3 separate regions of the Homo sapiens genome follow, and regions 1 and 3 are each linked to region 2. A link is a loop called in an ENCODE intact Hi-C map of the cell type or tissue named here. Cell type or tissue: CD4-positive, alpha-beta T cell. All regions are shown on one strand.

Evidence for each region. Hi-C counts contacts between places; a loop is a spot of excess contacts. Peaks named below come from ENCODE experiments on the same cell type or tissue, not always from the same donor. Only the 100,000 strongest peaks of a DNase experiment are listed, where the experiment ranks them.
Region 1: it touches region 2 in a loop (4-fold over the local background); 10 of 110 quality-filtered maps call a loop at or near these places.
Region 3: it touches region 2 in a loop (6-fold over the local background); 9 of 110 quality-filtered maps call a loop at or near these places.

The regions. Positions count from the first base shown.
Region 1 is chr2:158,020,401-158,028,400 of GRCh38, forward strand. It overlaps a transcript of UPP2 not described here. Among named protein-coding and RNA genes, the nearest start is that of UPP2, 77 kb to the right of the region's middle. In CD4-positive, alpha-beta T cell, a CTCF peak has its summit at 4,120 (motif pointing right); a DNase peak (open chromatin) is centred at 4,101.
Region 2 is chr2:159,115,690-159,123,689 of GRCh38, forward strand. All of the region lies in intron 4 of TANC1 (tetratricopeptide repeat, ankyrin repeat and coiled-coil containing 1), which reads left to right. Among named protein-coding and RNA genes, the nearest start is that of MIR6888, 67 kb to the right of the region's middle. RefSeq lists enhancers at 2,928-3,222, 7,898-8,000. In CD4-positive, alpha-beta T cell, a CTCF peak has its summit at 3,082 (motif pointing left); a DNase peak (open chromatin) is centred at 3,072.
Region 3 is chr2:158,030,952-158,038,951 of GRCh38, forward strand. It overlaps a transcript of UPP2 not described here. Among named protein-coding and RNA genes, the nearest start is that of UPP2, 67 kb to the right of the region's middle. In CD4-positive, alpha-beta T cell, a CTCF peak has its summit at 3,539; a DNase peak (open chromatin) is centred at 3,470; H3K27me3 peaks cover 726 bases.

The DNA.
Region 1 (8,000 bases), 1.1 Mb before region 2:
CGGACATGATGATGATCAGCTCCATTTCCCCTCAAGTCCAGAGACTGGACGGCAGGGTGGAGCTGGCATCTCTGCTCCTTTGCCAAAAAGGAGAAATTGATCTTCTCCTAGTTCCCCAGGATGCTCCCAAGCACACTCCAAATAGCCCACTGCTCACACTCCCTGATATTCCAGGAAGAAGGACAGATGCAACATGGAATGACACCCAGAGAGCTAGAGAAGCCTGCTGAAGCAGGGATGGAAATCCTCCAGGCACAGGGCTGAGGTTCACAGGGCATGCACCAGCATTGTTCGTGCACAGATGACAACCATTCTGACTGGTTGGTGGCTGTGCTTCACTGGTGATCAAGGATGTTAAACACAATCCCTGTGGACCAGAGGCCAGTGAGCTGGCATAAATAAGTGGAGCAGCTTAGTGTAAGAATTCCAAAACCCTCAATTCATTTTTCTTTTTCCAATTTTTGATAGAGACATAATTACAGGAAAATATTTCTTGACTCCAGGAAAATTGTTAGTGCAATGGAAAATGAAAACAGATGCATGGCTTCAGAGAAAGTAAAGAATGATGAGAACAGGGATCGAGGGGACAGCTGCTGCTTGGCTCTACTCTAGGATGGTCTCAGCCTTTATTGGGCCATGAACCCCTCTGGCAGTCTAGTGAAGCCCATGGATCCCTTCTCAAGATGACGCTTTTAAATAAAGAAAATAAAATACATAGGATTACAGAGGAAACTGTATCAAAACACAGGGGTCCCCTGGACCTAGGTTAAGAGCAATAGTCTCCATGCAGTAATATGGGTCTTGCACTTCTAAATATTTTAACCTTTCCAAGAGAAGTCAAGAACCCTAATTTTTAAAAGAAATGTTCTGACTTTTAACTGTTAACATGAAGTCTTTTTAAACACCAAGCCAGTCTAAGTATGTATCTGGATTGGTTTTGGATGCTGGTCTGATACTGAAACTTAATTTTAAGATTCCAGGAGACTCTTCATAAACAAAGAAGCGTGACAATCCCATATGGTGTCAACAGACGAGACTGGGGACAGTGTTATGGCCAAACCAGGGAAAGCCTAACACATGGCTGTCTGTTCATCGGAGGAGAACAAAACACAGCAGAGAAGAAATTGTATCCTATGTGCTTGGATTCATGTTCTTAACAAAGCTAGTTGATATTTGCCTTCCTTTGAGATTTTAATTTTATTATCTCACCTGTCACTATGATTTCCCATGGAGATATTTAGATAGATTTATCAAAGTTTGATATTGGAATTTAAGATTTTTAATTTGCTTTTATCACTTCTTTTCTACTAACTCTTAGAAAATGGCTTTTTCACCTTGGTAGGAAAGAGAGAGAGCTAGTATTATACTATCATCATAGACAGGCTCTACATGGGGAGACATAAAAGACAAAACAGAGGGAAGGTCCCTATTTTAGGAAAATTTTCTTAAATTATTTATCTCTATGAAAGATACCTATTCTGAACATAATTGAAATTAGATGAGATCAGATCATTATCATTTCAAGTAATTAGAAAATATATAGCTCTCTCAAAAACATCATGGAATCCATATACATTTCCTGACAAATGGATCCCCACATTCCAATAAATGGAAGCCATACCATAAAGTCAGCAGTTTTTTTTTTTTTCAAATTGAGTCAATGAAGTATTTAGTAAAGTATTAGGAAGTATTTCCTAGATGAGTGGCTTCTACATTTTTTGACCACTGTGTGTAGTAAAGAAGTATATTTTGCACATGTCTATATAATAAAAGTCTTGGCCATGTGCGGTGGCTCATGCCTGTAATCCCAGCACTTTGGGAGGCCGAGGCGGGCGAATCACGACGTCAGGAGTTCGAGACCAGCCTGGCCAACATGGTGAAACCCTGTCTCTACTAAAAATACAAAAAATTAGCTGGGCGTAGTGGCGGGCGCCTGTAATCCCAGCTACTCAGGAAGCTGAGGCAGGAGAATTGCTTGAACCCGGGAGGCGGACGTTGCAGTGAGTCAAGATCACACCACTGCACTCCAGCCCAGGGAACAGAGTGAGACTTGTCTCAAAAAAAAAAAAAAAAAAAGTTCCATAAAGCTGTACTGGAACTTACTAAGAGACATGTTTTCTAATTTATTCTATTATGTTATACTTCATTTAAAAATGTTGGTCTGAACCCACTAAATTGACACCACACAATAGTTGATTTCACTGACCTGTGCTTTGATAACCTACCATGCTACTTCTACTGCAGGCACAGCCCTCCATTCCCATCTTCTCCCCAAAATGCTCCAGAGTCAAGACAGTCTGGACCAGGTTCTTCTTTCCTCATCCAGACTTGTGCAAAGAATAGGTATAGAGGTTCTGTACGATAGTCAGCTTGCATCTTCTTAATTCCTTATTTATCCACTCATTCTTTCATTCCTACTGTCATTCATTCAAGGAAACATTTATTGAATATTCAGTATGTGGCAGCCACAGATCTTCCATTTAGGGATACAGGCATAAAAGCAGATGATTATAATGTCACAGGTTAAGAACTGAGCTGAGTATGCATAGGGAATGGTGGAGTCTCAGAGCAGTGGCACCTGGGGGCAATGATCTTGAAAGGATAAGAAGGATGATCTGGGTGAAGTCTCCACCTAGACATTCTTACAGGTATCTCAGCACCCAACAAGATGAATGCTAGAGCAGGAAGTGGGTTCAGAGACAGGAGGCCTGATTGGGAGGTGGGGGTGGGTGTGGGAAGGGCGTGTGTGAGGATGGGGTGTGTTAAAGTCTTTGGAGAATAGTGCATGAGGAGGGGAGGGTGTGATGAGGTCATGGGGTTGCTGTCAGTTGGGGGGGGGCATTTGGAAGGCTTTCAGTCCAGTGCTGCTTTACCCCCAATGTAGAGAATTGACATTGCAAAAGTTTATTGTTTTTGTATTGGCAGAGGATCTCAATTCTCAGTGACACTCCATAATAATTAATTGCTACAAACAGCAAAGGCTTAATGCTAAGCTTGGAATCTGGACTCCCATGATCACTTCTCATAAAGAGCCTCCTCTCCCTCTGAAAGCTCAAAATGAGATCACAGAATGTTAGAATTGGAAAGAAGCTAAGTGATGGTTATCTGGCTACTTCCATTTACAGCAATAACACCTGAAGCCAGCGACCTGTCCAAGTTCACAAAGCTGGTCAGCAGGAGAGCCTGGCCTGGAAGCTGGTCTCTTGCCTTTCACATCGAGTTGGGACATGGAGCTTTGGGGTGGGGTGGACACGGTGGGAGTTGGGTGGGGGTGATGGAGTAGCCAGCAGAGGTGCCTCTCCTTCTAACTGCCTTTTGCTGCTTCCTATGCAGGCCAGAGGGAGACACCATACACAAGCAGCCACTCTTCTGGTGGCCCATGGCTTCTTGTTTAGAGGGTTCGACCGAAGTTGCCAGGTCACTGTGGTGGAGCCTCCTATGTTCAAGCAGCAAACATTTGGGTTGTCAGGGGCTTTTGAGAACTCCTGCATTGGTCTCTTGAGCTCTCTTCAGCTCTGGATCCCCTCCCTCCCAGGGCCCAAGGGAGATTGCCTGCGTCAAAAGCATTTCATATGTTAGGTCTCCAGTTTCTTTCCTTAGTAGACTAAAATGTAGCATTGTTAGAACTTGAATGTGCATTAAAAATTCACCTGAGAAATTTGTTTAAAATGCAAATCCCAGGACTTAGACATTCCAATTCTTAGGTCTTGAGGAGGGACCCCAGCAACCTGCATTTTAAAGATCTTACCCAGGAATGCGGATATAGGGATCCCCTGGAGCATATTTTTTAAAATATGGGACTTAGAGCATATAAGGTTTGAGGAAGACAAAGACCTGGGCTTCCTGGGAGGTTATCTCTTCTCCTTAGTTTAAGGACCAAAAGGTTTCTTTCAACTAACCCACTGAGGCCATTTAGAATAGCTTTCTTGCCCCCAAACTGCCAGGATATCACTACAAGTTGACCTGTAGAGGAGCAGGATTGGGATGTAAACTGCATGGGAAAAGATAATCTTAAGAGTCATTTAATTTAATTAGCAGTAGGGCCCCAACGCCTGGGAAAAATCAGGTCTAAGTGGCAGTTTCCACAACAGCCACAAGGTGGCCACCTTCGGCGTCAATTTGAAGAGCTCAGAGAGTTACCATCAGGTTTAGCTTATTTTCAATGTTAAATGTCATCAGTTTTTAACGTGAGTGTTAATTTTAAAAGGATGCAAGAAGAAATGGCTTCACAGGAGAGCCTTCAAACTCACATTTTAATCAAATACTGACATGATCTAGATGGAGGAATTTAGTGAGGTTTCCACATCAGACCCCAGAAAAAAGATAAAAATCTGTTTGAGAAAAAGCCATAGTCTTTGCAAAATGAAATGTGTCACTTAAAGGGAGTGTTTTTTAAAGCATTCTGAAAAGTTGGCTTTTTGGAAAAGTAGCAGGTGCAATCTGGTCATAAAAAATAAAAAAAAATTATCATCTGGTAAATTTTTCTTTTTATTGGTGCATAATCAAGATCAGAAAATAGGGCCAGGTGCAGTGGCTCACACCTGTAATCCCAGCATTTTGGGAGGCCAAGGCGGGTGAATCACCTGAGGTCAGGAGTTCAAGACCAGCCTGGACAACATGGTGAAACCCCGTCTCTACAAAAATATAAAAATTAGCCAGGCATGATGGCGGGGTGCCTGTAATCCCAGCTACTTGGGAGGCTGAGGCAGGAGAATCGCTTGAACCCGGGAGGTGGAGGCTGCAGTGAGCTGAGATCGTGCCTTTGCACTCCAGCCTGGGTGACAGAGCAAGACTCCCTCTCAAAAAAAAAAAAAAAAAAGATCAGAAAATATAAAAAGGTCAGGGTGGAGGGAAGGGTGTGGGTGTGGAAATGCTCTGGATAAATGCAATAACCCCAGGGCCATTGTGGACCAAAAATGACAGCAGAGCTGTGGCTTGGCTGATGCAGACCTGAGCCTTTCTTCCCAGCAACTCCACGTGCTTTAGATGTTATCCTAACTGTCCTGGAGTGTGGAGGCCAGCAGGCCTGCAGGGAGGAGCAGCTACAGGGGAGGGAAGCCAAACAGGCTAAGAGCAGGGTACAGGAGGCCTTGAGGACTCACCACAGTGCAACTGCAAGCCAAGAAGCCCTGCCTCAAGCCTCCGGGAGGCCGAGCCACTGGCAAGGTCACTGCCAGCCTGTGACCTCAAGGACAGAGCAGCCAGTAGTTGGGGTTTATGGTGAGGCCACGGTCACCATTCCACAGGGATAGGTTGGAAAATATAGCAATGGCATCAGACCAGCAGAGAATGCTGGGGACAAGGCTGCTGGTCACTTAGTGGGCTTTGGGCCATATGTGTACACATCTGTGTAAAATTAGTTCAGAGAGCAACTCCTGGCCAGAGCCTCACACGGAAGACATCCTCTGACGCATCTGAATTCCAGAACAATGTGCGTAGAGAGGTCAGTAGAAGGGGGTCTGGAGGGATAAACATCACATCCTCGTGTTCCAAGGGCACATGGGAAAGTTGGCCTCACATCCTACCCTCTCATTTCAGCTTCGTCTGGAAGAAGCAGCCCCGGAAAGAAAGAGGACATAATCGAGGGAGGCAAAAGGCCACCAGGACATAAGAGGTGGTGATGAAGTACAGCAGCCTCCATAGCTGAGGCCTTCCTCTCCAGCCTTCTTCATTGTATCTCCCGTCGTGCTCTTTGTGAGGTTAGGAAATGGTGGGAAGGGAAAGCTCTTGTCGACAAGAGACCTGAGGCGGCCTGGTTTCTTAGATATTTGGAGAGTGTGGGAGAGGATTCTAAGAGGTTTCTCTTTCTGCCTCTTCTCTTATCCTCGCAGAGCAGCATCGGGGGCTGAAAATTCCCAGAGCATTACCCTTGGTGCTTAGGCTGCCTTCTTTCTAGAAATATGCCTTCAGCTCTCAAGCAGAAAGTAGGACAGTGTGGGGCCCAAGTAAAGGTCTCAAGGTCCTGATTGTTCTGAGGGACAGCTGTCCTTTGGTTGTTCTCTGATCAGGCCAGCTCACTGCAGGCAAAATTGGATGACAGCATATACAGAGAGCAGGACTCATGTTCCCAATGTAAGAACGAGCGTCTCTCTAGGACTATATCTCATGGGAACCCTCTCTGTGCTGCTTGGTAGATGGAGGAGATGCATATATGGTTGAGGAGAGGGGATACTTCATAAGTCACCGCCTTGGCAAGACTCTTTTTCCATGACATTACCTGTGGCTCCAGGAGAGTGGCTTCCCAAAGTTGGCCACACAGAAAGAGTTCAAACCTGCTGACTGCCATGAGATGACCAGGTCATGTTTAATATAAAATATAACAGGCAAGCAGTCTGTATTAGTCCATTTTCATGCCGCTGATAAAGACATACCCAAAACTGGGAAGAAAAAGAGGTTTAATTGGACTTACATTTCCACATGGCCGGAGAGACCTCAGAATCATGGTGGGAGGGGAAAGGCACTTCTTACATAGTGACAGCAAGAAGAAGTGAGGAAGATGCAAAAGCGGAAACCCCTGATAAAACTATCAGATCTCTTGAGACTTATTCGCTACTACGAGAACAGTATGGGGGAAACTGCCCCCATGATTCAAATTATCTCGCACCGGGTCCCTCTCACAACACTTGTGAATCATGGGAGTACAATTCAAGATGAGATTTGGGTGGGGACACAGCCAAACCTTTATCATTCCACCCCGGCTCCTCCAAATCTCATGTCCTCACATTTCAAAACCAATCATTGCCTTCCCAACAGTCCCCTAAAGTCTTAACTCATTTCAGCATTAACTGAAAAGTCCACAGTCCAAAGTCTCATCTGAGACAAGGCAAGTCCCTTCCACTTATGAGCCTGTAAAATCAAAAGCAAGCTGGTTACTTCCTAGATACAATGGGGGTACAGGTATTGGGTAAATACAGCCATTCCAAATGGAAGCAATTGGACAAAACAAAGGGGTTACAGGACCCATGCAAGTCCGAAATCCAGCGGGGCAGTCAAATTTTAAAGCGCCAAAATGATCTCTTTTGACTCCAGGTCTCACATCCAGGTCACACTGATGCAAGAGGTAAGTTTCTATGATCCTGGGCAGCTCCACCCCTATGGCTTTGTAGGGTACAGCCTCCCTCCTGACTGCTTTCATGGGCTGGCATTGAGTGTCTGTGGCTTTTCCAGGCAAATGGTGCAAGCTGTTGGTGGATCTACCATTCTGGAGTCTGGAGGATGGTGGCCCTCTTTTCATAGCTCCACTAGACGGTACCCCAGTAGGGGCTCTGTGTGGGGGATCTGACCCCACATTTCCCTTCTGCACTGACCTAGCAGTAATTCTCCATGAGTGCCCCACCCCTGCAGCAAACTTCTGCCTGGGTATCCAGGCATTTCTATACATCTGAAATCTAGGCGGAGGTTTCCAAACCCCAATTCTTGACTTCTGTGCACTTGCAGGCTCAACACCATGTGGAAGCTCCCAAGGTTTGGGGCTTGTATCCTCTAAAGTCATGGCCTGAGCTCTACATTGGCTTCTTTCAGCCACGGCTGGAGTGACTGGGATGCAGGGCACCAAGTCCCTGGGCTGCACACAGCACTGGGATCCTGGGCCAGGCCCACGAAACCATTTTCTCCTAGGCCTCTGGGCCTGTGTTGGGAGGGGCTGTTGTGAAGATCTCTGACATGCCCTGGAGACATTTTCTCCATTTTCTTGGAGATTAACATTTGGCTCCTCTTACTTATGCAAATTTCTGCAGCTTGCTTGAATATCTTCTTAGAAAATGGGTTTTTCTTTTTCTATCACATTGTCAGGCTGCAGATTTTCCAAACTTTTATGCTCTGCTTCCCTTATAAAACTGAATGCCTTTAACACTCAAGTCATCTCTTGAATGCTTTGCTGCTTAGAAGTTTCTTCCACCAGATACCCTAAATCATCTCTCTCAAGTTCAAAGTTCCACAAATCTCTAGGGCAGGGTCAAAATGCTGCCAATCTCTTTGCTAAAACATAACAAGAGTCACCT
Region 2 (8,000 bases):
CATTGGGAAGCTTGCCGAGCTCTAGCTTGGTTTTCTTGATAGGTCAAGATTCAAAATATTCTGTTGTGCCTCATGACTTTGTTTTTCTCCCCAGTTTAATTTTCATAGTATTTCCAAGGTGGGCATTATTCCTGTGTTTTGGGTAGGAATTCTAAGGTTCTGAAAGGTAGAATTTCAGCCCTCGTTGGTCCTGGGATTCCAAGTAATGCTGTTTCTGCCCTACCACAGGTGTAGGTGCTGGTGTAATTAACTACAGTGTGGAGTGGTTTGACTTTGCCTATCTTGAACTTTGAGTGCTCCACGAAGCCATGCTTGTGAAGAGCACCAAGGAGTTGAGTGCAGAGTCTGAGCTAAGGTTGCTGGCCTCAAGAGAGAAAAGAGGATTTTGAAACAGGGCATCTGACGCAGAGGCTGTGAAGGTCAAGTATGATAAGGAATGAAAAGTACCTGTTAGTGGCTGGGCGCGGTGGCTCACACTTGTAATCCCAGCACTTTGGGAGGCCGAGGCAGACAGATCATCAGGTCAGGAGTTTGAGAACAGCCTGACCAACATGGTGAAACCCCGTCTCTACTAAAAATACAAAAAAATTAGCTGGGTGTGGTGGCAGATGCCTGTAATCCCAGCTACTCAGGAGGCTGAAGCAGGAGAATCGCTTGAACCCAGGAGGCAGATGTTGCAGTTAGCCGAGATTGTACCACTGTATTACAGCCTGGGTGACAGAGCAAGACTCAGTCTCAAAAAACAACAACAACAACAACAACAACAAAAAAAAAAAAACAAAGGACCTGTTAGCTTTTGGAAATATGGCAATTGATGACCTTTGAGCAGAATAGGCAAACTTTTTCTGTCAAGGGCCAGATAGTAAATATCTCAGGCTTTGAGGGCCACACAGTCCCTGTTGCGACTATGTAACTCTGCCATCGTAGTACAGAGCAGCCTTAGACAATACGTAAATGAGTGGTCATGGCTGTGTTCCAGTGATATTTTATGTATAAAAACACTCAGTGGTCCAATTTGGCCCCTGGGCTGTAGTTGGCCAATGTTAACTTTTGTCTCAGGAAAGGAAAGGAGAAATGGAAACTTAGCATTTATTCAACCATGTGCTAGACACTGCATGAACATTTTCAAGCCTGCAGCTTAGGTATGAACCCCACTTACAGTGAGTTGATGGAGCGCCCCAAGAGCTTAGTTATAACTTTGCTGAAGGTTAGACTGCTCGTTGATAACCAGTTGGGATTTGAACTTCAGTCTAATTCCAAAGCCTGGGTCATTTTCACTTTACTTCATTGCCACCCGGAATAGTGGCCTTCGATCACTCTCGAAAGGTGCAGATGGCACAGGAGCCCTCACACTCTGCCTTTCCACCATATCCTTCACATGACCTTCAGTGAAGCAGTGTTTGCTGCTTTACCCTCCTCTATGCTGAGGGTGAAAGGACTGTCAGGAACACAACCTAAATACAACATAGAAAGTAAAAGGACTCTCCTGTATGTGACGAGACCTCTTAGTTACCATTAAAGCTTGGGTGAACTTCTATTTTTAATAAAATTTAAATTCAGAATAGCGTTAGATTTATAGAGAAGTTGCAAAGAATGCAGAGTTCCCGTGCACTCCATACCAAGTCTCCTCTTATTAACATAGGACATTAGTATGACACACTTGTCAGAGTTAATGAACTGATATTGATACCTACTAAAGTCTGTACTTTATTCCTTTTTTTTTTGAGATGGGGTCTTGCTCTGTTGCCCAGGCTGGAGTGCAGTGGTGCAATCTCGGCTCACTGCAAGCTCCGCCTCCTGGGTTCACGCCATTCTCCTGCCTCAGCCTCCCGAGTAGCTGTGACTACAGGTGCCCGCCACCACGCCCGGCTAATTTTTTGTATTTTTTAATAGAGACGGGGTTTCACCGTGTTGGCCAGGATGGTCTCAATCTCCTGACCTCGTGACCCGCCTGCCTCGGCCTCCCAAAGTGCTGGGATTACAGGCGTGAGCCACCGTGCCCGGCCTATTCCTTTTTTTTTTTTTTTTTTTTTTTTTTTTTTAAAGCTTATTCCCAATGTCCTTTTTCTATTCCAGTATCCGAGAGGACACCATATTGCATTTAGTTGTCAGGTCTTAGACTCTTCTTGGCTGTGGTGGTTGCTCAGACTTTCCTTGTTTTGATGACCTTGGCAGTTTTGGGGAGTGCTGGGCTGGTGTTTTGCAGGTTGCCCCTCTACTGGAGTTTTTCTGTACTGGAGTTTTTCTGTACTGGAGTTTTTCTCTACTGGAGTTTTTCTCTACTGGAATTTTTCTGTACTGGAGTTTTTCTCTACTGGTGTTTTTCTCTACTGGTGTTTTTCTCATGATTAGACTGGAGTTACAGGTTTTGGGGCAGAAACCACAGAAGTGAAGTGCCTTCTGCTCCCATCTTTTGATGTACACAGTAGCTACCTGGCTTATCACTGTCTTGACTTCGATCACCTGGCCAACGTAGTGGGTGCCAGGTTGCTCCAAGGTGAAGTTATTCGTTTCCTTCCCTCCCCCTTCCATATATTAACATGAACGCATTTGTATGCATGCATAGATGCTGTATGTGGAGTGTGCTGTACTCTCCAGAAGGCAGGAAGTCGCTGTGTGCAGCCCACACTTAGGGGTATGGTGGTGTACACCACCACCATGAGAGTGGAGGATCTATGTAAATTGTTTGGAATTTTTCTGCATAGGAGATTTGTCTTGTTTCCCATTTATTTTCATCAGTATGGATTCCCGGGAAGATGAACTCCCAGTGTTGTACTTGGGTGTGATTCAGGAGTATGCAAGCCTTTCTGCCCCACTTTGTTGCCTTGTTAACTAAGGGAGGCTGAGATAAGTCCTCTCAGGTGCAGTCAGAGTCTGTCCTAAGATGGGGGTAGGGAGTTGCTGTGCCTCAGTGGTTTACTTTCTCAATATAGACTGTTAGCCATATGTGTGTTACCTGAAACCTTAAGGAGAAAGCATTTTTGGCCGGCCTGGAAAGGACACAAGCAAATGTAGCCTTGATGGTGGAGAAACGTCTCTAGCAGGGCTGTGCATCTGAATCAGCATTGAAGCAGCGCCACCTTGTGGTTGATGCTGAATGAGCTGTGTATTCGGCCAGGTTCTGTGATTCTTACCCTGTCTGCATGCTGTTCGAGTAGCTAAAGTACTTTAGAAAAGAAGAAACACTTTAAACTCTTAAAGAAAAAGAGAAGCTACCTCCTAACTTTGCCTTTGTACATGACTGGGTACACAAACAGCAGACATCTTAAAGTAAAAAATCTCTGTAGTTACTTTGTTTGACATACTGTTAATCATGTATTTTCTGGTAAGCCTTTTTGTCTCTGATTGTTCAAAATTGTTCAATAGCTGAGGCGTAAAAGTAGAATAGGTTATAACCCCAAGCCTCTGTCATATTTTTCTTTGGTATAGGCAGATTGGGCAGTTATTTTAATATTCATTCTTCTTTGCCCCCAAATGTCTTCAGATGTTTTTGTACACATGCGTAAGAGGTTTGAGCCTATGTAGGAAGTAGCCAGGGAGTCTACTGAAGTCCACTGTAATGTGTGGGAATGTGGAGCCAGTTATGATTAACAGCTGTCTGCATCCTGGATTGTTTAACCCATTGTTTACACCCACTCTTCAGAACCAGTGGAGGTGGGGGAGTTGGGAAGATGGTTTCATATGACCTGTGGTTGACCTGATTGACTGTTAGCAGGTGCTAAGATGGAGATCAGTTTCAGTTGGTTTTAAAAAAAATCAAGAAGCAGCCACTCTGTTGTAATAAATCATTGTATATTCAGGAATTCTAACTGTAATGTAAAATCTTGATCACCTGTTTTAGAGTAAGGTAAGCAATGACTGTAGTTGCTTTAACCAATAAAAATTCGACATCAACCTGAGCTGTAGCATGTTTAATGTGGAAACCCTGTTCTCTGTTTTGTCCTGAATGCTGAACACTGATAGGAAGTCAGATGCGGTAGCTGAGAGGTCACGATGGCCTGGGTTGCTGCAGGGGACGGCAGCAGGCACTCTTAGGAGGTGAGCTGCGGTCGTGGCTTATCTGGCCCCTCTCACTGATGTCACAGGTTACCTATGCAATCTGTGAGTGCAATTTGTCCTTTTTAGACTCTAAACAGATAATGGCTGAGCCCCCAAATATGGCTTTGCTGCTGCGCTTGATGTTTGCAAGAGGGAAGAGGTGTTTCAGATAATGGAAAGCATGTGCTTGCCAGTGTGAGCTCATCAACAATGAGGTCAGAGGAGGACAGTGCCTCTTGCTCGCAAGCCCAGCCTTCATACTGCCTTTTCTTTCAGTCTCAGGTGCAGCCTGTTGTGGGATTGTTAGAGGCCCCTTGCATGTGGTCTGACATGCCAGCCTTCTGACCATGTGCAACAGGACTGTGGGCTACTCCTGACTTCAGAGATAGCATCTTTGTACAGATGCCAGAGATGCCAGAGACACCCAGGAGTTGAGTCTGCTGGGGGACATGGACAAGGACGTAGGTGACAATAGTGTATGTGCTGTGGGGAAAGGATGACTGTGATAGCATGTGGAAGGTTCTAGAATTCAGAGGGTAACAGAAATGAGATGGCAGTCCTTACCAGCAGGGTGGGCACTGTGGGATAGGGAGTAGACAATGGTGGACTTGGACTTGAGGGAGTAGTTTGTTTATTTTTTTTTAATTTTTTTTTAGAATCTTGAACTTCCATTGAGTATTCTGAAAGGGAGAGATTGACTTTACATGGTGGAGGGACTATTTTGAGCCTTTTGATGTTGAGAGAAGCATTTTATGTACAAATGATATGAATTTTGCATTGCTATTCAGTGCATTATGGTTAAAAATTTTAAATATGGCTTCTCACAAGACTTAAAATTCAATGTGTCAATCTTGTGTTTAAAAAAATTTTAATTATTTTTAGAATGAATTTCACTTAAAGCTAAAAATTATGTATTTCAGGATAGGGTGTGGTGGCACAATGGATCATCACTCACTGCAGCCTCAACCTCCCAAGCTCAAGTGATCCTCCCACCTCAGCCTCCCAAGTAGCTGGGACTACAGGCACACACCACAACTAATTTTTGTATTTTTTTGTAGAGATGGGGTTTCACTGTGTTGCCTAAGCTGGTCTTGAACTCCTGAACTTAAGCGATCCTCCTGCCTCTGCCTCCCAAAGTGCTGAGATTACAGGCATGAGCCACCGTGTCTGGCCTCTCCTTTCTCTTTTACTTACGGCAGTTGAGGCCCACCTAGATAAGCCCCTCATCTCAGGATCCTTAACTTAGTCACATCTACACAGATGATTTTTCCAAATCAAGTAGCAAATACCATAGGTTCCAGGGAGTATGTCTTTGGGAACCATTATCAGTTTACCACACCTTCCTAACACAAGGTAACCTGATGGTCTAATAACATGTTTGCTGGAGTACTAGCTAGCATGTCCACATGTCCTGCCAGAAGAAGGAAAGAGAAGAGCAAAATGGGGTTTCTCCCAGCTGGCTCATCTTTGTAAACAGTCTTCCTTGAAATCCTACCTGATGCTGGCTCACCTCTCATTGGCTCTGTGGACCTAGCTGCCAAGGAGGCTGGGAAATGCAATTATTTATGCACTTAATTGCACTAGGGTGCTAAAGCATAATTTTCTCCGCTATTGTTGTTGTTTGAGACGGACTCCCACCCTTATCGCCCAGGCTGGAGTGCAATGGTGCAATCTTCGCTTACTGCAACCTCTGCCTCCTGGGTTCAAGTGATTCTTCTGCCTCAACCTCCTGAGTAGCTGGGGTTACAGGTGCCCACCACGATGCCTGGCTAATTTTTGTATTTTTAGTGGAGACGGGGTTTCGCCATGTTGGCCATGTCTCAAACTCCTGACCTCTGGTGATCCACCTGCCTTGGCCTCCCAAAGTGCTAGGATTGTGAGCCACTACGCCCAGCAGTTACGAGAAAGGCAATAGCATAATTCATTAATTAGGGAATCCAAAAAGATGTTAATGGTTTAGGAATTTGGGTTATAGAGATTTATATTGTCTGCCAGAGAATTGGTATGGACAAACATTGCTAGGGACAGGAATCATTTGCACTGCCAAGTTTTCTGCAATTTACAGACCTGTAAACTAGTCAATAGAAAGTCAAGAGTGTACACAGCTATGGAAAGATACTGTCGGAGGGTCTGCTTTACATAAGCAACATCCAGGCCCACTGAAGGTACACCCTGTTATCTCTTTTGTCCCTTTCCAAGTGTTTGAAACTTTTTATTTATTTATTTTTGAGAGATGCTCTCGTTCTGTTGCCCAGGCTGGAGTGCAGTGGCAGGATCACGGCTCACTGCAGCCTTAACCTCCCAGGTTGAAGTAATCCTCCCACCTCAGCCTCCCAAGTACATGGGACTACAGGCACACGCCACCACACCCACCTAATTTTTGTATTTTCTGTAGAGACAGGGTTTCACCATATTACCCAGGCTGGTCTGGAACTCCTGGGCTCAAGCCATCTGCCCGCCTTGGTCTTCCAAAATGCTGGAATTACAGGTGTGAGCCACTGTTCCTGGCCTATTTTTTAAAATAGTGAAAAATTAGGGCTTTCTTACAGAGGTGGAAGGAGATGATAGATGCTGGGGCTGGCCTTTAGCTGTTGCTCTCTATACATGGGTCAGAGATGTTTACCCAGGATTTGAGACTTGGGGACTTCCTATAACTGGGTATCACTATTATCATTGAAGTGGCCAGACCCTCTTTTCTAACTAAAAAAAAAATTTAATGTGTTTTTTTAAAATTAACATAGAGCAAAAATGAACTTTTTTTTCTCATTGTACAGATCTGTGACTGTCAAATGCACAGTTGTGTAACTACCACAAAGATACCAGTTCTTTCACCCCAAAATATTCCCTCATGCTGCTCCTTTGTAGTCAACACCCAACTCCTGACAACCCCTGAACTGTCCTCCAAACCTATAGTTTTGCCTTTTCAGATGTCGTGTTTAGAATTGTGTATAACCTTTTGAGTCTGGCTTCTTTCGCTTAGCCTAATGCAGTTGATTCATTCATGTTGTAGTGGGTATCAATTCTTTTTCTTTTTTCTTCTTTTTTTTTTTTTGCAGAGTAATACTGTTTTCCAAAGTGGTTCTACCATTTTGCATTTTCACCAACAGTATGAGGGTTTCAGTTACTTTGCATCTTCACCAGCAGTTTTTATATTTTGTTTTTTAAGTTTTAGCCATCCTAAAAGGTGTGCAGTGGTAGCTCATTGTCCAAGCTGGCCCTTTTAATGGTCTCAGTGCAACCTAGTCAGGTTGAAACTATGATCCATAGCTAATCTTTGGACCTAATCTGATTAAACTCATAAATCCTATTAAGAGCAACAGTGCTTACAGGTATTTCTCTAGAGACAATTGCGTTCTGCATCTCTGTTCCCTGTTCTTGCCCTTGATCTCTGCACCCTGATCTTGGCCCATGAGTGCAGGTAGAGGATTCGCTGTGTGTGGATGTATGCAGATGCATGCCAGAGCAGGTAGGTGTGAGGATGGGGCTGAAGAATTTCCTTCAGGTGCTCCCTTCCGATGGTGATTTTTTTCTGTATAGGGCGAAGGGTGGAGTGTGTATGTGCGTGTATTAGATTTGTTGGAGAAGGCTGGGATAGTCTTGACCTGGTCACTGTGGAGGATGGAAAGAGAGAGTGCTATTGAGTGAGACATAGGACTGCTCTGCCTTCACCCTCTCCTGGCTGGTTAGGGAGGGGTCGTGGAGCACCTTCTAATCAGTGGAAGCTTTCAAGGGACTGGGCTGGGACCCACGCTCCCCTCACCCCACCTCAACCCCTCCAACACCTCCCCATATCTCCCTTCTCACATTCCTCCCCTTACTTCTGAATCTCCTGCCCTGACAGAAATGAAATGGAATTCTGTGGTAGCCACTGTACTGAGTAAATATTGGAGAAGACATTCCCAAATTACAGGATTTCTTAGAAGTTACTAATTTATAGCAAATGAGTATAATTTACTTAAAAA
Region 3 (8,000 bases), 1.1 Mb before region 2:
ACTAATCAGCTTTGCAACTTTAGGCCAGTCAGTTCCCTCAACTTTCCAAGGGCATTAGATGAGTTGTGTTATTTTTTTTTTCCTAGAGCTTACTATCCTTTTATTTATGAGAATAAAAATAAGAAGGCAGCAAAATATTAAAATTAAATAAATGGTACAGAAAATAAATGCCTCAGAATTAAAAGAAAACAAAAGATCAGTGTGGGCTGGAGTGATTAGGGGAATCATTTGATTTCTTATCAGGCTTTCCTCCTTCATTAGTTGTAGACTTTAGGTTCATAGATTTTGGAGTAGGAAGTAAAGTGAGGGCCAGGAAGGAGAATTCACTCACGTAAGGTCCTGTGGCTACATAAAAGGCCCTCAAGAACTAAAGCATAATCTGGCCTCCCAAGCCCTAAACCTACGTAAGGCATTGCTTGGTATGTTGAGGGACTTGGAGAAAAGGAAATTGTTTCTTCCTGGTGGTTTTCTTCATACATTTGATGATTTCATTCTCTTAATTTGGCTCTTTGAAGGGACTTCCGAGATTTTGAGGCCCTGGAGGAGGCTTAGGGATGGGTGAGGAGTGCAGAGATCTGGGAAACCTGAGCTGTTGGAACATCTCCAGGACCGCTGAGGTTCCGAGCCAGCTCTATTCTAACAAGGATCTGCAGAGGCAGCCAGTGTCGGTTTGGAAGGCCATAGTTATCTTTCCAGTTGGTAACACATAAAGCTGTTTAATCAGATACATGAACTTCTTTGTATAACTCACTCAAACCACAACTCTACCATCAGAAGGCTATGAAATAACATTGAGAAAGTAGATTCAATGTCTGCCACAATCCAGGTGACTGCATTTCCTACATTTTTGGTTTTCTTCAAAACTGGAATCCCTTGGATGGGTAAAATACTAGCGTTCTTTCTTTAGCAATTTCCTCGTGTTTTAAAAGGTGGTTAGAATTTGATCGTGATCATGATCATCACCATTATCACCAAGATACCTCCCTCGAGTATGTTCATCATTCAGAGCACACATCTTCATACAGCTGAATATTGTGTTCCCCTCTGGGTGGCAACTTTCATGAGAGACTCTGGAAACCAGAAATTTCCCAGGAGAGAGCTGCCGGAATGGTACAGGGTCTGTAAACTATGATAGATGAAGATCAAAAGAATTGGGGAATCTCTGCTCTGGAGAAGAGAATCCTGACAAAAATTGAGAGCTAGCAGCTGCTTGTAATGCAGCATTGGGAGCAGATATTGCTGATTTTGGCTTAGTAGAAATAAGAACTTAATAAAACTTATAGCTATTCAATATTGGAGTGGGTCAGGATGAAGTCATGCACATCCTGTCACCAGAAATGTTCATGGCGAGACTGGGGAAACATCTTTCAGGGATGCCATGTAGGGGACCCCCTCCATGGGCTAAGTTGTGGTGAAAAGTTCTGGGTTTGAACTGGGGAGTCAAACAGGTATATGACAAAGAGCTTACCTCTGAGGGGCCTGTGGTCTTCCAGAACAAAGGCTGCCTACATGAAAATATAAGCAACAACCTAAGGAAGTGTATGACATAGGACAGGGGAAATATTAAGAGCTGTGGGTGGTGAGGGCAGTGGCAGAGGAGGGCTTCATTAGGAGGTGGGACATGGGGGAGGTGCTGAAACATGGCTGGGACTGAGATCACTGGAGAGGAAGACTCAGGGCTGCATTTGGGGCTACGGGGAGCATTGTGAACAAAAGACTGTGCTGGAACACAGTATGTCTGGGACAGAGGAGGATTTGTGAGGATACAGATCATAAAATTAGAGAGCACTACAAAGGCTGGATTCTGGAAATCCATGAGTTCCAGGTTATTGAAGTAAATCCTCTAATGGTTTTTGAGTTGCTAAATAGCAATGCTTTTCATATCTGACAGGCAGCACAGGTTTCTTTGTGCAGGGACACAGAGAGGCCAAATGTTAAGGTAGGAAGCAAGTAATATCATGGCATTTTCCTGACCTCTTTCATCTCTGCAGGCTCTGGCCCTAACAGGCTTTTAGGGGGAAATTGTACATTCCTTCTGGTATTTACCAGTATTGGCCTACCCATCCTTAAACCCTCAAATCCCGCTGTATAATTACCCCTAGGAGGCCAGGGGTCATTTAGAACACCAAATGTAGGCAACACCCAGCTATTAGAACTCAAACTTCAGAGCTCTACCTAAATTCTGGCCTGAAGCATACTGAAGATGGGAGGGGGGCCCCAAAGGTGGAGGACCTTTGAGCATGGTGTTTCTTTCTTGAAATAAAGGTGTTTAGTTTCTGAGGTTGGCCTGGGCAGGCTGTGTTCCTGTATAGGGAAGGGTATAGCTCCACTCCCAGGGAGGTCTCTCTGCCACACTAGAGCCCTGGCGGCAAAAAGGCTTACAGATGCTCTCACACTCACCTACTCTCCTGCTTTCTGCATTTAGCTGGGCTCTTAGGGAGGAAAACTGAGATGAGACTCAGGGGTGCTCTTATGACTGCAGATGGGATGGGTGGTTCCAGGAGGGAATGCTGAAGAATAGCTTCTCCAGAAGGGATCTTCCAGGGAGCTTGAGGGGAGCCAGCCAGCCAGCCAGCCAGTGAGTACTCCTCCTCTTTCCTGGGAAGAAGGAGAAGAGGCTGGGGAATGGGCGGTCCAGCAGTTGGTCTCCATGTAGGGCAATTCCTTGGCAAGATAGCAGCAATAACTAACTAGTTCTATGCAAGATCTACCTGCAGGCAGCTGTCCAACACGTTATAATTAAAGGGGTTCCACAAGCCCACTTTTCCAAGTAGTTTCTGTTATTAGCCTATCCTCAGGTTTAAAATGCTACCATTAGGAGAGATTCACTGGACTTTAGCACAAATCTCACCCCAAGGTTCTCTTAAAACATGCAGTTTCACAAGGATGCAATGAAATTAGTTTATTTGCTTATTCCAACCTGTTGAGAAGAGTGCATTGCCCTGAAAACATTAGGAGTTGGAGAAGGCAGCCAAAGACAACCAGATGTTTTGAGAGTGGACAGTACCAAGGGTCACCTTTACTTCCTTCAGGATTTGCTCTGGGGCAACACAGACCCGGTCAAGCAGCATCTCCTGGCTCTGGCAACCCAGAGAACAGTGTAAGGCTCCACACTTGGAAGTGGATACTTTTCAAGCTAGCTGTATGTTCAGTCTCTCCAGGAGGAAAAGCCATAAGAATCTAGGAGTTTGACCATGATCATGAATTCCAACCTTCCACCTCTGAACTGCTCTTCATGGTGTTCCTTCCTGCATGCATTTTTACCATCAGGGTGCTTGTTCTTGAAGCTGCCTGGGGACTCTCAAGTCTGCTCTCTGTGGGGAGGAGGTACGTTTTCACTGAGCAGACACAGCACTCCGCAGGGCAGGGAAAGCTCTCTGTTCCTCTTCCAGTGCAGAAGCCAAGGTCCTGGCTCCTTCGACCTCACACATAGGGCAAAGGCTTCTGCTCAGATGCTTTTCAGAGAGAAGGAAACCGTCCAGCAGGTGTCAGTAAGTTCTAAGATGTGTAAGGAGCCTGGCTTGATAATGGAGTGTGCTCTTTTCCAAACCAGCTCAGCCTTCAAGGATCTCAGAGGAGATGTGACAGACAGAGGGCCTTGAGTGACAGAGCTTCCAAGAGGGGAGCTTGGGAAGGGAAAATTGAAGTCCATTTCCTTCCAGAGATTTGTCGTGTGTGTGTGCCTGAGGATTCTAGGAAGTCTGTCCTATAAATCTGGACTAATTACGCATAGTGAATGAAAAGGAAGAGATTGTTTGGCACCAGTCAGCAGTTCATTATGTCTATGCCTCTGCTGCAGAGCATGAACCATTTCTGGCTTTATCTCAGGGGCAGCTTGTTCGAACTAGCCTTAAGATTCTCCTTCAAATTGAATGAGGCCTTAAACTGAGGTCACTGTGGAAAGGTCACTGTCAGTCCAGCCTGGAGAACTCTTTTCTGAATTAAGTTGGCCCTCCTCCAAATAAAGTGCACATCAGAAGCCCCAGAGCCACTGTAGCTTGCATTAGAGCCCCATTTCTGGCCTGGCATCAAATGGGGTTCTTGAAGATGTGAAGCAGAGGTGTGGAAAAGAGCTCTTTACCTTGCTACATCCTCTTCTTTTTATCAGAATTTATTAAAAGATTGCATTTTCAGGTACAGTGCTAGAAACTACAGAGGATACGTAGAGATATAAGATGGGGTACCTCAGTTTAAGAGGATCAGAATCTTTTTTTTTTTTTTTCTGAGATGGAGTCTTGCTCTGTCGCCCAGGCTGGAGTGCAGTGGTGCGATTTCAGCTCACTGCAACCTCCGCCTCCTGGGTTCAAGCGATTCTCCTGCCTCAGCTCCTGAGTAGCTGGGATTACAGGCATGCACCACCACGCCCAGCTAATTTTTGTATTTTTAGTGGATACGGGGTTTCACCATGTTGGTCAGGCTGGTCTCGAACTCCTGACCTCATAATCCACCTGCTTGGCCTCCCAAAGTGCTGGAATTACAGGCATGAGCCACCGCGCCCGGCCAAGGATCAGAATATTGAAGTGGGCTCTGATAGTCTGTCATTGATCAGCATATTATCCCATTCCTATTGTGCTGGATACAATCAAAGGAACTCCTCCTCCATTTTACAGAATCTTGATGGGTTATTAATTGGGCACCATACCCTACTACTGCGGCATGGGCTTGTAACCTGAGCTGGCCAATCAGAGTCTACCTGGGAATTGCTTTATGGGTGTTATCAGTTTCTTACAGCCAGAGATGTGAAACTAATTCATACATTGATGACATTAGATCTGCCAAACTGTTTAGCACTGTATAAAAACCAGCACATAATTCTGCAGGGACGGGATTGACTGGTCCAGAGATGTTCTTATTTTACATTGTAAGCAGTTGTTCAAATACACAAGGGTTGAAACCAGTTTTCCTCTGTTAAACAGCTGTCATCCTTACAAGCTACTGGAATAGGGGATTTCTAGGAAGTTGATTTTCACGTTAAACATACATTAGTGTTTTCCAAGGGACAAGGATTGTGTCAAATAGTTGGCCAAAATTTACCAAGCTCCTGGAGATGTTGTCACTCCTCTGACATGTAAGTCTCTTGGGCAGTAGAAGGGTCGTGAATGTAGATCCTAAAAGAACTCAAGCTCACAAGCTTGGAAAGTAGCAGTGATGATTTAAAAAACAAAATACTCAACTTTACTTCTTTAATCTGTAAAATTAGATACATTATCATTAGAGAAGGGCTAGAAAAAAATGCTTGCTGAGTTTCTTAAGCCATTCTCCAAGATTCATAGTGTCACACATTCTGTTATTAAAGTTATATTTTATGTTTCACAAGTTTCTTTTTTTTAAGGTATAATTTCAAAGTCTTTTCACTTGAACCTGAAAAGCAGGGTGGGCAAATACTCAGCTCCTTCACTACGACTGTACCCCCGAGCGCTTGGTGGAGACATTGATGCCTCCCAGCACAGTTCCTGTGGAGTCCAGGTGTGGTCTTGTAATTGACCTCAATACAGAGCTCTCAGCATCAGCATTCATCACCAGGCCATTAGTGTGGGCCTATTGTGTGCCATGAAAGATGAAAGCTATTTTCCAGTATAAACTATAGCCAGTGGTGCCATTTTATGTACAGACTCTGAGCAGAAATTTTGCTAGCTCTTATCTGTTCGTTCATAAGCTGGTGTAAGTAAGGCTCTGAGAAACACACAACTTCAAAATCAATCAATGATAGATTGTGACACTGATGCTATGAATATAAATGTTTATGGAAAGGCAGGTGAAGATAAGACCAGTTACTTTTAAGTTCTCAACATGTCAGTTATCTGTCCCTGTGGGCAGAAGATAAATATTCATTAAATAAATCAAAGAATGGTGAACAGTTGAAAGGGGGCACAGTCAAAATTTCACATTTCCAAATGTGTTTTGCTTCACACTGAAGGGTACCAGACACACAGACACGGAGACCCCAAGGTCTTCTGTATGTTCCTTAAAAGAAAGTGACACATCTCCAACAAAACACTGGCTCAGTAGAAAGTCTGTATGGGGCTGGGAAAGTTTCCTATCTTCAAGTTCATTTATTTTTTGGAATCTCAGATTCATTCCTATCTCAGAGGGCTAACCAGGCTCTGACTTGACATAAAGGATAGAAATGTAACAATCCTTGGCTGGGTGTGGTGGCTCACACCTGTAATCCCAGCACTTTGGGAGGCTAAGGTGGGTGAATAACGAGGTCAGGAGTTTGAGACCAGTCTGGCCAACATAGTGAAACCCCATCTCTACTAAAAATACAAAAAAATTAGCTGGGTGTGGTGGCGGGCATCTGTAATCCCAGGTGCTCGGGAGGCTGAGGCAGGAGAATCGCGTGAACCTGGGAGGCGGAGGTTGCAGTGAGCCGAGATTGTGCCATTGCACTCCAGCCTGGGCAACAGGCTGGAGACTGTCTCAAAAAAAAGAAAAAAGAAAAAAATCCTTTTGGGGGGATATATTAGTTTCCTAGGGCTATTGTAATAAAGTAGCACAAACTGGATAGCTTAAAATCACAGAAATGTATTCTCTGATTGTTCTAAAGCCTAGAAGTCCAAAATCCAAGTGTCAGCAGGGTGAATTCCTTCTGAGGCCTCCGAGGGAGAGTCTGTTCCATGCCTCTCTTTAGCTTCTGGTCATGGCCAGCAGTCACAGGGACTCCTTGGCTTGTAGAGGCATCACTCCAATCTCTGGTCCATCTTCCATGGTGTTCTGTGTGTGTGCCTGTCTTCACATGACCATCTCTTTTATAAGGACACCAGTCACATAGCATAAAGGATCCACCCTACTCAAGTATGACCTCATCTTAATTTAATTACATCTGCAACGACCCTATTTCCAAATAAGTTCAATTCTGAGGTACTGGGGGTTAATATTTTTGCATTTTTTGGGGGGTGGGGGGAGATACAATTCAATCCATAACAGGGAATGAGGAAATATCTGATCCCATCAAATAGTGAATGTTGCCAAAGCATGTAAAGCAACATCTTAGATGGTTTTGATTTATGGTGGCAGGTTCATGGGCCCTTAGAAAGAAACTAAGGCAGAATGTATCCTCAATGGGTAGAAGCATTTCTGCTGCATTGTTTTCCCATTTCTGCTCTGATTAGAATGTCAACAGTCGCCTAAAAGACAAAGGCTCTATATTCCATCATCAGTCTCCAGAACCATCTTATTTTCAGTTTCCCAAGTTTAAGAATCTCAGCACACATAATTTAGTATTTGTATCAATAACACTGCTTTTTGTATTTTATTCAGGTGGCTTCTCTTTCCTGGGCTTTCAGTCTACCAGATGTTTTAAATGGCTTTCATACATGGAGAAACAGAAAAGAAAATATTCCACAGAGGTTAAAGTGATGTGAGGCTGATTTGTTAAAAGTGTTGTGTCTTTAGAATAAATGGATACTAAAATAGTTGATTTCAAAGAACCAGATTGATAACCCCATTTTGATTGCATCAATAATGAGGACAAGCAAATCAAAGATACTTTGTAGCACATGTTTGCTAGTGTTCTTGTAATTTTTCACTGGGCAGATGCTGGAATGATATATATTTTGTATTATGCAGCAACAGTAGACAGACAGCTAATATTTTTTTCCAGTTCAGTTATTCATATCTTAGCACTGCTATAGAAAGAAGTAATTTCATTCTTTTTATTGCAGAGAAAGAAAAGAGTTTGTGCTACTCTTCACCCTTGAGCTGGAACAGCCTGTGGCTAATGCCCATTTGTAAAACCACATTGGGAGAGAATTTTTTTTACTCTCTCTGCTTCCTGACCTCCCAAAAGACATCATTGTCAAATGTGGGCATTAGAACTCTATTGAGGGTTTCTATAAAGATGGCAGGGAAGAAGAAAGGGTTGTATGTGCCTGGCACTAATTTTAATTTTATCCCCAGAGACCAGGTCACCAAAGCTAGTGTTATGCAGAGAGTAGACAATAGGTTCCATCGGGGCATCCATAATTTTCCCCATGAGGGAAATGCTTTCCCCTTGAGAG